Regions from separate parts of the Homo sapiens genome. Here region 2 is linked to region 1. The links are chromatin loops, found by intact Hi-C in ENCODE. Cell type or tissue: transverse colon. All regions are shown on one strand. Links, peaks and the distances in the headings refer to the core of each region. The heading gives the core; the rest is flanking DNA.

Region 1 (7,290 bases), core at 1,028-5,027:
CGCCTTCCTCCTGATCCTCACTCCTGCGAGCCTCCTCCTGCTGCTGTGCGGCCACGGAGGCCCGGACAGCAGCTGCTACTTCTCGGTCCTCTTCTTCCCTGGGACAAGGAGGCCAGCCTTCAGGCTGAGCATGGCCCGAGACCAATGCCTCAGGCGGGCAGTGCCTGGGCCCAGTGTGTGGGGCGATCATCTGGGGTCTGATGCCTCTGCCCTGCAGGGCTGCCGGGGCGGTGCTTCCTCGTACAGCTGCGGTGACCGCCCAATTGACACAGGCCCCTTTCACCCACCCCAACCCTGGGATCTGTGGCTGTGGCTAGAACTGGAGAAAAGAGAGAGAAACTTGTGCCCACCAAGGACCCTCAACAGACCCTACTGCCACTCAGGACCCCAGGAACTCTGGCCACAATCCCTGACCCCATCCCCACTCCCAGCTTGGCCACTGGCCACGGTCACCACAGGAGAATGTCAGCGGCACGCAAGGTCCCCCACCTTTTGTACCTCCAGCTTCCTCGGCGGCTCTGCTGGGCTCCGCGAGTGCCAGCCCGGGCCACTCGGCCCTGGCGGCTGTACCTGTCCACCTCCTCGTAGTCTTCGCCACCAACGACCCCTGCGGCCAGCAGACAGCCCGTCACTTCCCGGGACCCCGGGACGACAATAGGAGGAACAGGCCTGCCGTCAAGGCCACACCCGGCCAATGCTCAGGCCTGGATGGCAGAGGCTTTCCTACCCACAGTGCACATGAGCCCGGGAGTGGCACAGGAGCCTCGCAGGGTCCACGCCAGCCACGGGCCTCTACGACCTGGGTGCCAAGCCACAGGAGCAGTGGGAAGGGAGAGGAGGAGGGTCCCCGAGCCCCAGGTGGGATCTGCATACAGCAGATGCTCAGTAAAAGCCTCCTGGTCCAGGGAAGGGCCCCGGGCACCCAGGGCAGCAGACCCGAGACCCTGAGGGAGCAAGAGCTCCTGGCACACAAGGGGTGCTCGGGCGCTCCAGCCTGGCCGGAGGGTGGGAGGTCAGCTCCTGCACCCACAGCTCGGTCTCATCTCAGGCTCCAGAGCAGGGCATGGTCATGCGGCCCCACCTGGGGGCATCCAGGCCAGGTGCCTGCTCACCCTCGTTCCGGCGCGAGTGCCGTGGCGCGTAGCTGAACTGCAGGTCGATGTGGCGGTTCTGGCGTGCCTCGGCGCGGCTGCGACTGTGGCAGGCCGTCCTGTGGGCCTTGAGGTCGATCTCGGTGCGGAAGGCGTGGGTGAACTGCTCCGTGCTGCAGCGGCCTTCCTCACACAGAAAGTGCTTCTCCCGGAAGTGCTCACGCAGGTAGGCATAGTCGCTGGCAGGAGATGGGGTGTCGGTAGGAGGGCTGCAGCCCGGTTAGCCCCACGCCCTCGGGGAGGGAGGGTCATCTGTCTGTCTGCTGCCCGGCCCACCTGTAGTAGTCCTGGGCCCCGTCCGAGTCGCAGAAGTGGCAGAAGTAGTGGTCGCGGCGCAGGTGCTTAAGCAGCTCATCATTGTCCAGGTAGCGCTCGTCACAGAACTTGCAGAGCGGGTGCCCACGGTGCGACGTGTCATCGGGGTCACCCTGCATGCGATGCCGGGCCAGGTCCTTGCGCGAGTACCACTTGCGCTCATATGTGAAGATCTACAAGGCACAGGAGGCTGGGCACAGGCTGGGGGACCCCAAGCCTCCTGCCTCTTCCCACAGGCCAGTGGCGGAGCAGCAAGGGGCGGGAGAGGGCCCCGCCAGCAGCCAGAGGCCTCCCTGCCACGTGCAGCCTGACCCTCAGGGGGCCATCCGGGGCCAGAAGCAGCAGGTGGACAAGCCCCTCCCAGCCGTGTGGCCACATCCCTTGCACCACCCACCGCCTAGGCTCTCTCCGGGGTCGCTGGGGGGGCACACCTGGAGGTGCTGGAGGCACAGACGGCAGCAGAAGAGCTCATGCTGCCTCCGCATGTGCTGCTCCAGGTCCCCGAAGAGGCTGAAAGGTGGCAGCTCGGGGCACCGCGGGCACTCGTGCTGCAGCAGCTGCCTAGGAAGACACCGAGAGCCGCCCACGGCCCCAGGACATTCAGTGTCACCGCCGGGAGCAGGGCCACTCACCAGGCCCCAGGCCCGTGACCCAGGACAGATGCAAGGCCATGGCTGTGCACATGGCCTGGGTCAGAAGCCTGGCTCTAGCCCTGAGCCCATGAGCTGCCCCTCCTCTGAGAGACCAGCCCTGGGACAGCTGTACCCTTTATAGGATTTTCAGGCCACGGGCCTGGCTCACACACCTCGTGTGCCCCTCAAGGTGCCCCCGAGGCAGGTGCTGCACCACCTGGGCATGCCTTTCCCCAGCACAACCACCAGCTCTACCCCCAGGAGGGCCTGGTAAGCCTCCCCAGTCACAGGATGGAAACCCAGGTGCCTGGCCCCAGCATTGGTGCACCAGGTGGCCCCCGAAGTGCCTCCGGTTGTGAGGAGAGTGGGACGTGAAGGGCCACAACCACAGGGAGGCCAGGACCCAGGGAGAGGCCCTGCTCACCTGTACAATGCGTACACCTTTCCATCTGCAAAGTAGATATCATATTTCTTCTCATGCTGCAGCTGGTGGATGGGGATGGTGGCAAAGGCAGGAAGCTTCTTCCCAAAGACCACCTAGAGCCAAAAACCAGAGGGGTGGTGAGCAGGACTGGGATGGGACCCCCACCTGGGATGCAACGGAGGCTCAGAGGCAAGGGAGCCCTCACAGACCCTCTAAGAAGGAGTGAGGCATAAAGGGTCCTCCTAGGAGGCCCCAGCAGGCAGCGGCCCCTGGCACCCTGGCCTAGGCCTCCCCTCCTCACCCCAACCCGCTTGCCTAGGGTCAGGGGCAGAGGACAGAGACACAACGCCAGGCCTCTCCACCAGGGGGCGGCAAGGCCAGTCCCTAAGCAGCCACGCCCCACCGGCCGGGGCCCTCACCCGGTGGCTCCACCCTGCGGGGAACAGAGCAGCTGTCGCTCTGCGGAGCTTTCCAGGACAGAGAAGAAACGTGTTCCAAGCAGCTGCTAAGGGAATACCAATGGCCGCCAGCCGGGGATGCATCAGGTGACAAGGCCCGGCTACCCTGTCCGGCGCCCCCGCCCCCACGTTTCCATGGCGCCTTCACGGCACGAGGCTCAAGCCGACCACCTCAGCTCCGTGCATCCTCAGCAGGCGCTGCAGAGCCTCTGCGTGGGCCCCTTCCCAGGGGTCTCTGGCACCTGCAAAGCTGGCTGCCAGAGGACTTGCCCGTCTGCCCTGTGCCCTCCACAGACGGCCCCGGCATCCCTGCTCAGCTCAGCACCCCTGCTCTCCACGAAGCTCTGCTGGGGAGGACCCTCGCTGCCCCCATGCCAGCAGAGATTGGTGCCACCCACCCCTTGGGTTGGTCAAGCCCCCTTCTGGCTCCATCACTGTCCCAAGCCTGGCACTGGTCACTCGCCTCGGCTCTGGGCCCTTAGAGCAGCTCAAGGCCTCAAGCGCACATCCAGGGCAGGGGGACGTCCTCACCCGGGCAAGGGTCATGCCAAGGTCATGTTAAGTTTACCTTAGCCCCTTAGCCAAAGAGAATGTCGGGCTGGAACGGCCGTGAAGCTGGGAAACCTGAGGCTTGGCAGGAAGAGCCAGTCCCACACGTGCTCAGGGGGTCCTGGGGTGTCTCTGTCCCCCAGAGCAGGTGGTTAAATCTGACTCCCCAGGAGGGTCAGGAGCGCCAGGAGAGCTCAGCCCCCACCCCACCGACAGGAGCCGCTTCCACCAGGGGCGGGGTGGGCGGTACGGGCTGCAGGAGCAGCAGCCCAGGCCTTTCCTCCCCTGGTCACATCAGGCAAGGCTGGGCAGGATGAACTCGGCCGCCTCTGCGTCCCCGTCACATGCTGGGCTCAGATGGGCACTTCATCACAGCTGCCTCCCACGCGCGACGTCTTCAGATGGGAGTCGCAGCCCCACCCAGAGCCCCATTACAAAGGCTGCCAGTCACTGCGGGCCACACCACCCTGACCTGTCCCCTGGCTCCCCTCCCCTGGAGCAGCCTCTCTGCACACCCCAAACACAGGGAAAGGCCCTGGGCCTTGTGCGGCCTCTTTTCACAGCAGCTGCCCTCGCGGCAGCTGGCACCCAGCCCTACCTTCCACTCACTCCCAAGGGCGCCTCTCCAGCCCGACCCTCACAGGCGCAATCTGTGCAGCCACTCAGGGTGCTGCTGGGACCCAGAGCACGAGCCTCCTCGGGGAGCTGAGCGGAGCCACTCAGGGTGCTGCTGGGACGCAGAGCGCGAGCCTCCTCGGGGAGCTGAGTACCTGGACTCCCGGGAACCAGACAGGGCCACTTCCCCACCACAGCTCCCGAAGCAGCAGGCAGGCGGGCGAGGAAGCCAGTGTCTGCCTGTGAGGTGGCCAGGCGAGCAGCCTGTGAGGGAGGCCCCAAGGCTGCCAAAAAGCATCCAAGCCCATCAGACTCCGAGGAGAAACGACTTCCTTCCCCAGAGGAAACCCGTGCCAGGGGCGTCCCCAGCCCCACCTCCCCACTTTGGCACCCCTCCTTTCAGCCGCACGCCCTCATCCACCGTGGGTGGCGGCGACTCAGACTGCGGGCACAGGGGCATCCCAGGCACCCCTAACACGCAGCCAACCTCCACTGGTGCGTCCCCCGAGTGCCACCCGTGTGCGGGCACAGGGCCAGGCCCCGCTGAGGAGCACATACACTCCTCTGTCCTTGCCGCCTGGGGGCACCCATGCTCCATGCGATGCTAGCACATCGCAAGTCCCAAGAAACCTATGTGGGACGGCACTGGTGGGGCTGGCGGACTCGGTCAAGGCAGCCTCTCTGAGGCCAGGGAGCAGCTGGGGGTGGAGGAGCTGCGGGGAGCTGGGCAGAGGCAGGGCCAGGCCGGGCGGATCCCAGGTGCACTGACAGCACCCAGATGAAGGACCCAGGGTGGGCCAGCACGGGAGGGCTACATGCCCCATATGGAGTCTAGATGGGCATCCATCTGCACAGCAGCTAAGGCAGGTACTCCGAGCACCAGGGGTAGCAAGACCCAGAGTATTCGTCCCTCCTGAACAGCTGGGAGGGGTCACCTAGGCAGGGCACCTAAGCGGAGCAACGAGACAGGGGAAAGGAGACACTGGGTGGGCTCAGGAACAGGAAGAGGCTTGTGAAAGAACAATGGCTGTGAGCAAGGTGGGCCCAAGGCCACAATCACTGGAGCAGGAGGGCGTGCAGGTTTGGGGCCGGAGTGAGAAATACCACCTGATAGTGGGGGCCTGAGGCTGCCCATCCTCAGACAGGCAGGGAGACCAGGACTGGCTGCCCAGACCTCAGGAGCGGGCAGTGGGACAGCAGTGCAGCCTGGCATGGCCAGCATCGCCCTCCCTGAGGGTGAGGAGGGGGCTGGACAAGGCTGCGCCCCGCAGCACAGTGGCCAGGGTGGAGTCAGGCACGGTCCACTAAGGAGCCAAACAGCAAGACCCTCCCCCGCCTGATGGTTCCAGCACAGCCAGGCTGGGAGTAGGGGACGTAGGGGACATGGAGGCCAGGGGAAGATGGCTATGGGTAGGGGACTTGGGGGCCTGGGGGAGATGCCTGGGGTGGGACTTGGTGGCTGGAGGGAAATGGCTGGGTTGGGACGTGGGGGCAGGGGGGAGATGGCTGGGGCTACAGAGGGAGACAACAGGTCTAGGTCGCCCCAGCAGGAGAGGGTCACGTGTCTGAGGACAGAAGTACAGAACCCATGGGGAGAGGCTTGGGGATGGGCTATGCAGCAAATGATGAGGGGAAGGGCACTCTACGTGAGCCCTGGAGACGGCCAAGCTAGGCCCCAAGGAGAGCAAGAGGCAAATGGGGTGAGGCCTGCTTAGGAACAGGAGGCCCCCAAGACCCCCCACAGGGACAGGTGTGGTGTCTGCCTGGGGCCTTGCTGCTCTACACTCCCCAGCATGTCATGGGCACACAAAAGGACAGCGGTGAGGGCCTGCCCACACGTGGGGAGGGGGACCCTGGGGTTGGCTCCCAGGGCCATCTAGAGAGTCTAGACCTCCAAGGAGCCCAGATGGGGACAGCAGCAGCAGGGAGCATCTTACAGAGGGCCAGGGCCATGGGGGACGGGAGCGGGGTGGGGGGACAGCAGAAGCAGGGAGCATTTTACAGATAGGGCCAGGGCCACGGGGGACGGGAGCAGGGCGGAGGGGGAGCAGTAGGAGTAGGAAAGCATGACCCAAGCCAGCATGTCACCCTCCTGACCTGGGACCTTGGGTAACTGTGGGCTGGCCCTCTGCGCCCCCTCCCACTGCCTGCCTGTAAGGTGCAGGTGGGCTGCCCTGGGGGGCTTGCAGCCTCATCAGGACTCCTGCAGTAACACCAGGGACCAGAGCAAGCTGGAGAGCAAGATGCAAACAGCAGGAACCGGCCCTTGAGAAAGACGCAGCCAGGAAAGAGGCCCAGAACGTGGGGCTCCACCACCCCAGGACCTCTGTCAGCCATGGCCAAGACCAGCGCCCCCACCTCCCACGGAGGGGAGCCTGCCTCGGCTTCCACCCTGAGCACCTGCCAGGGGTCAGGCCCATCTGGCTCCTGGCCTGAGCAGCAGCTGCAGCCTCCACAGGGAAGGCCTGGGTCCAGGTGTGTGGAACTAACAAGCACATGGAGCCAGCCGATTCCACACGGCATCCTGGACACTTTCCTCACAATTTTCGCAAAACCTTAGTCCCATAAGGGAGGCCAAGGCAACGCCAGGGTTCAGGAGTTGAGGGTTGCAGTGGGAATTCCTGAGCACGCATGGGACACAGAATATATTCAGGGGATGGTGCTGAACTCAGTAAGGAAAAAGGAGACTAGAGTGAGGCGGCAAGCTCAAGATGGGAAGAAAATAGAACGAATGCAAAGGAGAGGAGACCAGCAAACAGCAAACTTTCCAGGAGCCCCTCCTTCAGCCCAGTAAGGCGGGGTAGGCCCTAGAGGAAGCCGGCTGGGGGCACCCAGTGCCAAACCACACCCCGGCTGACAGCTCATGTCCGCAGCCCCCAGCCACAGAGCTCCTGGAGGGCGTGGGGCCTACAAGGAATGAGAGCGGGCAGAGGCTGCCACAGTAAGCATACGCAGATGTTCACTCATGTCTTGCATCAGACCTGCAGCCTGGGTCGGGACCTCACGTGCCAAGAACTCCTTAGCGTCTTCTTTCCGGAAGGAAGCTACAGGTGTGCTGGGAAACCTAGCTGTTGGAGAGTGAGGTCATGCTATGCAGGACTGGCTGGCAAGGCAGGCCCTGGCAAAGCCAGGAAGCGCCCTGAGGA
Region 2 (7,290 bases), core at 1,168-5,167, 230 kb after region 1:
GTGCAAGCTCTGTGGGGCCTCCTTCCGCACCAAGGGCTCACTCATCCGGCACCACCGGCGGCACACGGGTGAGCTGGCCGCACCTCGGGCTGGAGCCCGGTAGCACCCCGATGGTTGGCCCTGGGGTGCCCCAGCCTCGCATTCCCCAGCTTTGGGGGATGAGGCGGGGGCCCCTGCCTGCCTTCGCCTTGTCACCTTGTCGCCAGCCTGCTGGGGCTGCCCGGGGCTGACTAGGTTCTCTCTGCAGATGAGCGCCCCTACAAGTGCTCCAAGTGTGGAAAGAGCTTCCGGGAGTCGGGTGCACTGACCCGGCACCTCAAGTCTCTCACCCCCTGCACAGAGAAAATCCGCTTCAGTGTGAGCAAGGACGTGGTTGTCAGCAAAGAGGACGCACGTGCAGGTCAGCATGGTGCGGGCAGCTGCCTGGTCCTGGGGGCTGGCTGTGGACGCAGCCGCCACTGGGGTGTGTGAGGGATCTTCACTCCCTCACTCCACCTTGAAGGTTCTGGAGCTGGAGCTGCCGGCTTGGGGACAGCCACATCATCGGTGACAGGCGAGCCTATAGAGACTTCACCCGTGATTCACCTGGTGACAGATGCCAAGGGCACCGTCATCCACGAAGTCCACGTCCAGATGCAGGAGCTGTCCCTGGGCATGAAAGCCCTGGCCCCAGAGGTGGGGGCGACGGGGGGCCCCGGAGGGCTGCTCTGTCTTCTGCCTGCTCGGTGCCAGTCTTTGTTCTGGGCACTGGCTCCAGGGGTCTGAGCCAGGCAGGCGAGGGCTGGGCTTCCCACAGGGAGAGCAGGGCCAGTGGGAGCGCCATGGGGGTCTGAGGGTTTGCACAAGGCTCCTGGCGTGCGTCTGCCCCATGGGGTGGGTGCTGGATGCCAGGCTGCCTGGCCAGCCTCCTCTCTCTGCCTCCCCTGCAGCCCCCCGTCTCCCAGGAGCTCCCCTGCTCCAGCGAGGGCAGCCGTGAGAACCTGCTGCACCAGGCCATGCAGAACTCCGGCATCGTCCTTGAGCGCGCTGCTGGGGAGGAGGGTGCCCTGGAGCCAGCTCCTGCTGCCGGGTCCAGTCCCCAGCCCCTGGCAGTGGCAGCCCCGCAGCTGCCGGTACTGGAAGTGCAGCCGCTGGAGACAGTAGGTGCCAGCACCACCTGCGGGCTCCTCCCAGGGCTGGATCCCAGGGGCTGTCCCCACGCTGGCCTTCGCCTCCCTGAAGTGGCTTTCTGCAGTGACTTTGTCCATTGATCTGTTTACTGCCTTCCCTGGGGCCACAAGGGAGCCTGCCAGGGTGGGGCCCATGGTTGTGTTCTTGGTACTGCCAGGGCACAGCCTGCCCCGGGTGCTGGAGACCTTCCTGTGGTTCCCCAGCAGGTGGCCAGCGAGGCCTCAGCGGTGCCCAGGACCCACCCATGTCCTCAGTGCAGTGAGACCTTCCCGACAGCAGCCACCCTGGAGGCCCACAAGAGGGGCCACACCGGTAGGTGATGGGTGGGTGTGTGGCCCATGGCAGTGGATGGGCTATAGGTGGCCGGGGTGCTTCTGGGTGTCCAGGGTGGGTCCATAGACAGCAGGGAGCCAGGGGATCTGTGGGCAGGTGGCAGGCGGCCTGGCGGGCCCGCGGGTGATGGGCTTGGCCTGATGCTGTGTGTGGCTGCAGGGCCGAGGCCGTTCGCCTGCGCGCAGTGTGGCAAGGCCTTCCCCAAGGCCTACCTGCTCAAGAAGCACCAGGAGGTGCACGTGCGTGAGCGCCGCTTCCGCTGTGGCGACTGCGGGAAGCTCTACAAGACCATTGCCCATGTGCGTGGCCACCGGCGCGTCCACTCAGACGAGCGGCCCTACCCTTGTCCCAAGTGTGGCAAGCGCTACAAGACTAAGGTGGGTCTCTGGCCGCAGGACCCTGGCGCCTGATCCCCCCATCCTGCTCCCTGGCCGTGGCCCAGGTGCACCCCCTTCCCTGCCTCCACCATGCTCAGTCTTGACCCAGCCCCTCCCTTGGGCCACAGGCGGGAGGGGAGAGCTGTAGTCTGTTGTGGCCAAGGCCAGGCTGGCACTGACAGGTGTCTCCACAGAACGCACAGCAGGTGCACTTCAGGACACACCTGGAGGAGAAGCCGCACGTGTGCCAGTTCTGCAGCCGTGGCTTCCGAGAGAAGGGCTCACTGGTGCGGCACGTGCGACACCACACAGGCGAGAAGCCGTTCAAGTGCTACAAGTGCGGCCGTGGCTTCGCCGAGCACGGCACGCTGAACCGGCACCTGCGCACCAAAGGTCTGGGCCGGTGGAGGTGGGAGGGGGAGGGGAGGGGGCCGGGGCTTGCCTAGCCCTGACCGAGTCCCCACCCACAGGGGGCTGCCTGCTGGAGGTGGAGGAGTTGCTGGTGTCTGAGGACAGCCCCGCGGCAGCCACCACCGTCCTCACGGAAGACCCGCACACAGTGTTGGTGGAGTTCTCGTCCGTGGTAGCTGACACCCAGGAGTATATCATCGAGGTGGGTGTGGGGCCCTGGGGCCGTGCTGGGACCCAGGGGCAGCCAAGGCTGACCTCTGTCCTTCTGCCCATCTGCCCAGGCCACTGCGGACGATGCGGAGACCAGTGAGGCCACGGAGATCATCGAGGGCACCCAGACAGAGGTGAGGGGTAGGGCAGGCGGGGGCGGGGAGGCTCCCTGGCACAGCCGCTCTTGCTGAGCCGTGGCCCTGCAGGTGGACAGCCACATCATGAAGGTGGTGCAGCAGATCGTGCACCAGGCTAGCGCCGGCCACCAGATCATCGTGCAGAACGTCACCATGGACGAGGAGACGGCGCTGGGCCCAGAGGCGGCTGCCGCCGACACCATCACCATCGCCACCCCCGAGAGCCTGACAGAGCAGGTGGCCATGACGCTGGCCTCGGCCATCAGCGAGGGCACTGTGCTTGCCGCCCGGGCAGGGACAAGTGGCACTGAACAGGCCACTGTGACCATGGTGTCATCAGAGGACATCGAGATCCTGGAGCATGCAGGCGAGCTGGTCATCGCCTCGCCGGAGGGCCAGCTGGAGGTGCAGACGGTCATCGTCTAGCATGAGGTCTGCGGGGTCCTGGCCGGGCAGGGACAGGGCAGAGGACTCTGAGCGCCCCACCCATGCCTGCCTGGCCTGGTAGAGAAGATGGCACAGGATGGAGGCGCCCCAAGACGGACAGTGTACATAAGAGTTTCTTGTTGCTTTACAATAAAACATGAGAACCTGCAGCTTGTGATGTTGTGGCAGTGGCAGCCTCCGCGGCTGGTGCCACCACCTTTGCCCAGGCCCCCGCAGCAGCACCTGCCTCCCAGGCCACTCCTAGACTCACGTGCCTGGCCGCCCCACCCAGGGGCTTCTGCCAGCCCTGGCGGCGCCTTGGTGCTGTGTGGGTGTCATTGGCATGTTGACCAACAGCCTCCTGCCCTGCCCAGCTGGAGCTGTGCCCCCAGCTGCGCTGCCTGAGGCCTGTGGGTGGGTGGGAGGACCAGGGACGGGGACAGGGAGATCTGGGAGCCTCGGCCTCCACCGCAGGGTGAGCAGGTGGAGCAGCAGCAGGAGATGCTGGGTAGGGAGTGTGGCTGGTCCTACCTGCGCTGCCTTGCTTTCCCTGAAGGGATTCTGCTCAGGGAGGCAGAGTCTAGGCGACCTAATTTCTAGGGGCGAGGACAAGAACACAGCCGCACCGGGATGTGGCTGACCGTCTACCTCCCTCCTAGGGGGCTGGCAGGGGCTTCTGGGACGGTTTTGGGACAGGTCTGGGGCACCAGAACCGGCTCAGGCAGGTCTCCCACCCCTTACCCTGGGGGTCTCCATGGGAATGAAAGCCAGGAGTTCATCAGGCACCCAGCTGAGTCGAGGGGGCGGGACCCAGTGCAGCCCGGCCCCTCCCTGGCCCAGGACCTCAAATACCGGCCCCTGCCTTGGTGCCAGAGCTACTGCCAGAGGGAGTCAGTGCAGTCCTGTGTCGGACACGCCCGCAGCCTGGACCCGGGATCCCCATCCCCCTAGGATCTCTGAGCCTCGGGCCTCTGCACCCACATCCAAGGTGAGTCTCTCGGCTGCCCTGAGCTGGGGCTGGATGGGCCGGACCCTCCATTCCGGCTGCAGCTTCCCGCGCAGTGAGAAGGCAGCGGTCCCTGAGAGCCCAGCAGTGCCCTGGGAGCCTGCAGAACGCAGGGGCGGATTCCGCGTCGCACTGGCCGTCAAGGGGCGGCCGCGGAGGGAAGGGGTGGGTCGGTGGGTCTGACAGCGGGTCTGCGTAGGCGGCAGCGTCTGTCCCTCCCAGCCTCTCGCTCCGCGCCATGGGCGGGCCCCGGGCTCTGCTGGCCGCACTCTGGGCGCTGGAAGCCGCCGGGACCGCCGCGCTTCGCATCGGAGCCTTCAACATTCAGAGCTTCGGTGACAGCAAAGTGTCGGACCCCGCTTGCGGCAGCATCATCGCGAAGGTGGGGCCCGGGCCGGGGCGGGGCGGCGTTTAGGGGTGCTGACCGCGCTGACCCCCGCACCCGCCGCTCCTCCCCAGATCCTGGCTGGCTATGACCTCGCGCTGGTGCAGGAGGTGCGAGACCCAGACCTCAGCGCCGTGTCCGCGCTCATGGAGCAGATCAACAGGTGTGGTGGGCAGGGCCCCTCGTCGCGACCCCCCGCCGGGATCTCGCCCCGGCGCGGCGCCCCGACCCTGAGCGGGCCCCTGTCTCCGCAGCGTGTCCGAGCACGAGTACAGCTTTGTGAGCAGCCAGCCCCTGGGCCGGGACCAGTACAAGGAGATGTACCTGTTCGTGTACAGGTGAGGGGCGGGCCGCAGGGAGGGGCGCGCGGGGCCGCAGGTCGGGGGCTCAGCGGGTCCTCCCCATCTCCTAGGAAAGACGCGGTGTCGGTCGTGGACACCTACCTGTACCCAGACCCCGAGGACGTCTTCAGCCGCGAGCCCTTCGTGGTCAAGTTCTCGGCCCCCGGCACCGGTGAGCGGGCCCCGCCCCTCCCCTCCCGCCGAGCTCTGACGCCCCCACCCCTTCCCGCAGCAGCACAGAACCTGGTGCTGATCCCGCTGCACGCGGCGCCGCATCAAGCCGTGGCGGAGATCGACGCGCTCTACGACGTGTACCTGGACGTGATCGACAAGTGGGGCACCGACGTAAGCCCACCCCTCGGTCCCGGGGTCCCTGCAGGCGCGCCCCGGGGGTCTGGTTCATGAGGGCGGGACCTCGACGGCTCCTGCGGCGGCTCAGACACGGCTCCGCGGCGCCCGCAGGACATGCTGTTCCTGGGCGACTTCAACGCCGACTGCAGCTATGTGCGGGCGCAGGACTGGGCCGCCATCCGTCTGAGGAGCAGTGAGGTCTTCAAGTGGCTCATCCCTGACAGCGCCGACACCACGGTGGGCAACTCAGACTGCGCCTACGACCGCATTGTGGCCTGTGGCGCCCGCCTGCGCCGGAGCCTGAAGCCCCAGTCGGCCACCGTGCACGACTTCCAGGAGGAATTCGGCCTGGACCAGACTCAGGCGAGTGGGCCGTGGGGCGGTGCTGGTCTTGGGTCCCCACCGCCCGGGCGCACGCAGGCAGCAGGGAGGGTCCAGCGCCCAAGGCAGGGCCACCTCAGCTTCCTCCCTGCACCAGGGCTCGTTTCCAAGGACCCTGGAGAGCCCGGCCCACCCCATGTGGAGCTCTGGGCAGGCAGGGTACCTTGCCTTTCCCTCAAAGGGCCAGTGGTGACACCCTCTGCCCCGGCCCCTGCCCCTGCCCCACCGCAGGCAGCAGCAGGGGTGGGCACCCAGGCCTCACCGGCCCCTCCCATCCCTGTGGGTGGGGTGCACTTTTCCCCTGAGGCTCACTCTGTCCCCACAGGCTCTTGCCATCAGCGACCACTTTCCAGTGGAGGTGACCCTCAAGTTCCACCGATGACTCGAGGCCTGGCTGGGGCATGCCACCTGCAGACCCTGGCTCTGAGGAATGGCCCAACAGTGGCCCCTTCAGGGTGGCAGCCACCCTTCAGTGAGGCCCCAAGGCAGAGTCGGCTGGGCGTGGACCAGGGGCCATGGACACGTGATGTGCTGCTCTGTACCTCCGTTCCCCATCTGTGGGACGGGCTGCATCCAGCGACCTCATGGGGTGTTGTGAGCCCCATGAGGGGTGCAGGGGGCACTGCCCGGCAGATGTCTGCTCAATAAATGAGCTGCTCCCGGTCGGGCCCCACAGCTTGGCTCCCAGGCCTCTGTCCTTCCTTAGGACCCAGCCTCAGCTCCTTAGGGGCAGCCATGGCCTGGGCTGCCCACCCCATGTCCTGGTGGGACGTGGCTGCCCCCGGAGCCTGCTGGCCCCAGAAGGCAGCTCAGGGATGCTCCTTGCTCATCCTCTGTGGAAACTACAAACACTCCCAGGAGCCTGTACTGTGAGCACAGCTGGGACAGGGATGGCGCCAACACACCAGCCTCCTGGGCCCTCGGGGCTCTCAGAACAGCTCTCCCCAGGCCCACCCCGCAGCCCCCATTCCAGGGCCCTGCAGGGGCCCCCAGGCACTTGTCTGTCTCAAGAGCCCGGTCTTACCCAGCACTGCAAGGGGAGGCCAGCCCCAGCTAGTCAGCAGCCCTGGAGCTTTTGGAGAGCCTGAGAGCAGTGGGCGGGCTGGACTCCTCCCTGCCCAGGCAGGTGGCTTGGGACTAAGGTCCCGTGCAAAGAACCGCCCAGCTCGCCGTGGCTCAGCCCTTCAAGGCTGCTGCCCTGTGCCTGGGCAAGGACACATTAGGATAGGGAAAAGGCAGGCCCACGGGTCCACTGGGTCACTGACTGGGGCCCGATGAGGTTTCTGGTTTTTGAAACATCACATCTTAGCAAGATGTGGTAACTTGGTCTGAATCGCATGGGAGGAAAAACCTTTGTTTCAAGGGTTTGGATGAGTTTGGTTCTTGCAAAATCCTTCTTAAGGGACATTTGGATCCCTGGCAGCACAGCTGCCTCCAGAGTCCCACTCCCGCTGGCTCAGGATCCCCCAGTTGCTCTGATTCACTGTGCGCTCTTCATCCTGATGAGTAAGGGCAGTGACCAAAGGGCTTTTCCCTGGGGAGTTCTGTGTGGGTCATGGGGGCCAAGACCACCTGGCCTTACACCTAAGAGCAGGCAGTCCAAAGGCCAGAATGGATGACCAGGGACTTGACTTACGATTCTGCCTTGGGAACAGAGACACTCCGTGGCAACCTCACCAGGTCCAGAATGGCATCCCCTGCCAGTCACAATCCCAAGTCAAAAGGCTGCCCTCCAACTCCCCTTGCCTGACGGGCACAGGCA

The links. A loop is a pair of places that touch in the nucleus more often than their neighbours do. Peaks named below come from ENCODE experiments on the same cell type or tissue, not always from the same donor. Only the 100,000 strongest peaks of a DNase experiment are listed, where the experiment ranks them.
Region 2: it touches region 1 in a loop (2.0-fold over the local background); 4 of 110 quality-filtered maps call a loop at or near these places.

Annotation. Positions count from the first base shown.
Region 1 is chr16:2,001,094-2,008,383 of GRCh38, forward strand. ZNF598 (zinc finger protein 598, E3 ubiquitin ligase) reads right to left here. Exons shown (of 14, transcript NM_178167.5): 4 at 2,523-2,635; 5 at 1,898-2,027; 6 at 1,428-1,639; 7 at 1,113-1,330; 8 at 490-607; 9 at 1-98. Among named protein-coding and RNA genes, the nearest start is that of ZNF598, 5.1 kb to the right of the region's middle. RefSeq lists silencers at 2,948-3,017, 4,515-4,809 and an enhancer at 5,607-6,554. In transverse colon, for the core only: a CTCF peak has its summit at 2,885 (motif pointing right); a DNase peak (open chromatin) is centred at 2,938; H3K4me3 peaks cover 274 bases; H3K27ac peaks cover 591 bases.
Region 2 is chr16:2,232,509-2,239,798 of GRCh38, forward strand. E4F1 (E4F transcription factor 1) reads left to right here. Exons shown (of 14, transcript NM_004424.5): 5 at 1-68; 6 at 248-400; 7 at 503-675; 8 at 930-1,139; 9 at 1,374-1,482; 10 at 1,663-1,880; 11 at 2,075-2,273; 12 at 2,351-2,493; 13 at 2,573-2,635; 14 at 2,708-3,234. The coding sequence ends at 3,064. DNASE1L2 (deoxyribonuclease 1 like 2) reads left to right here and starts at 3,936. Exons shown (of 7, transcript NM_001374.3): 1 at 3,936-4,052; 2 at 4,270-4,452; 3 at 4,530-4,618; 4 at 4,710-4,793; 5 at 4,868-5,141; 6 at 5,259-5,510; 7 at 5,854-6,203. The coding sequence starts at 4,309. The coding sequence ends at 5,910. ECI1 (enoyl-CoA delta isomerase 1) reads right to left here. Exons shown (of 7, transcript NM_001919.4): 7 at 6,894-7,290. In transverse colon, for the core only: no CTCF peak of the experiment used is centred there; DNase peaks (open chromatin) are centred at 3,381 and 3,932; H3K4me3 peaks cover 730 bases; H3K27me3 peaks cover 2,430 bases.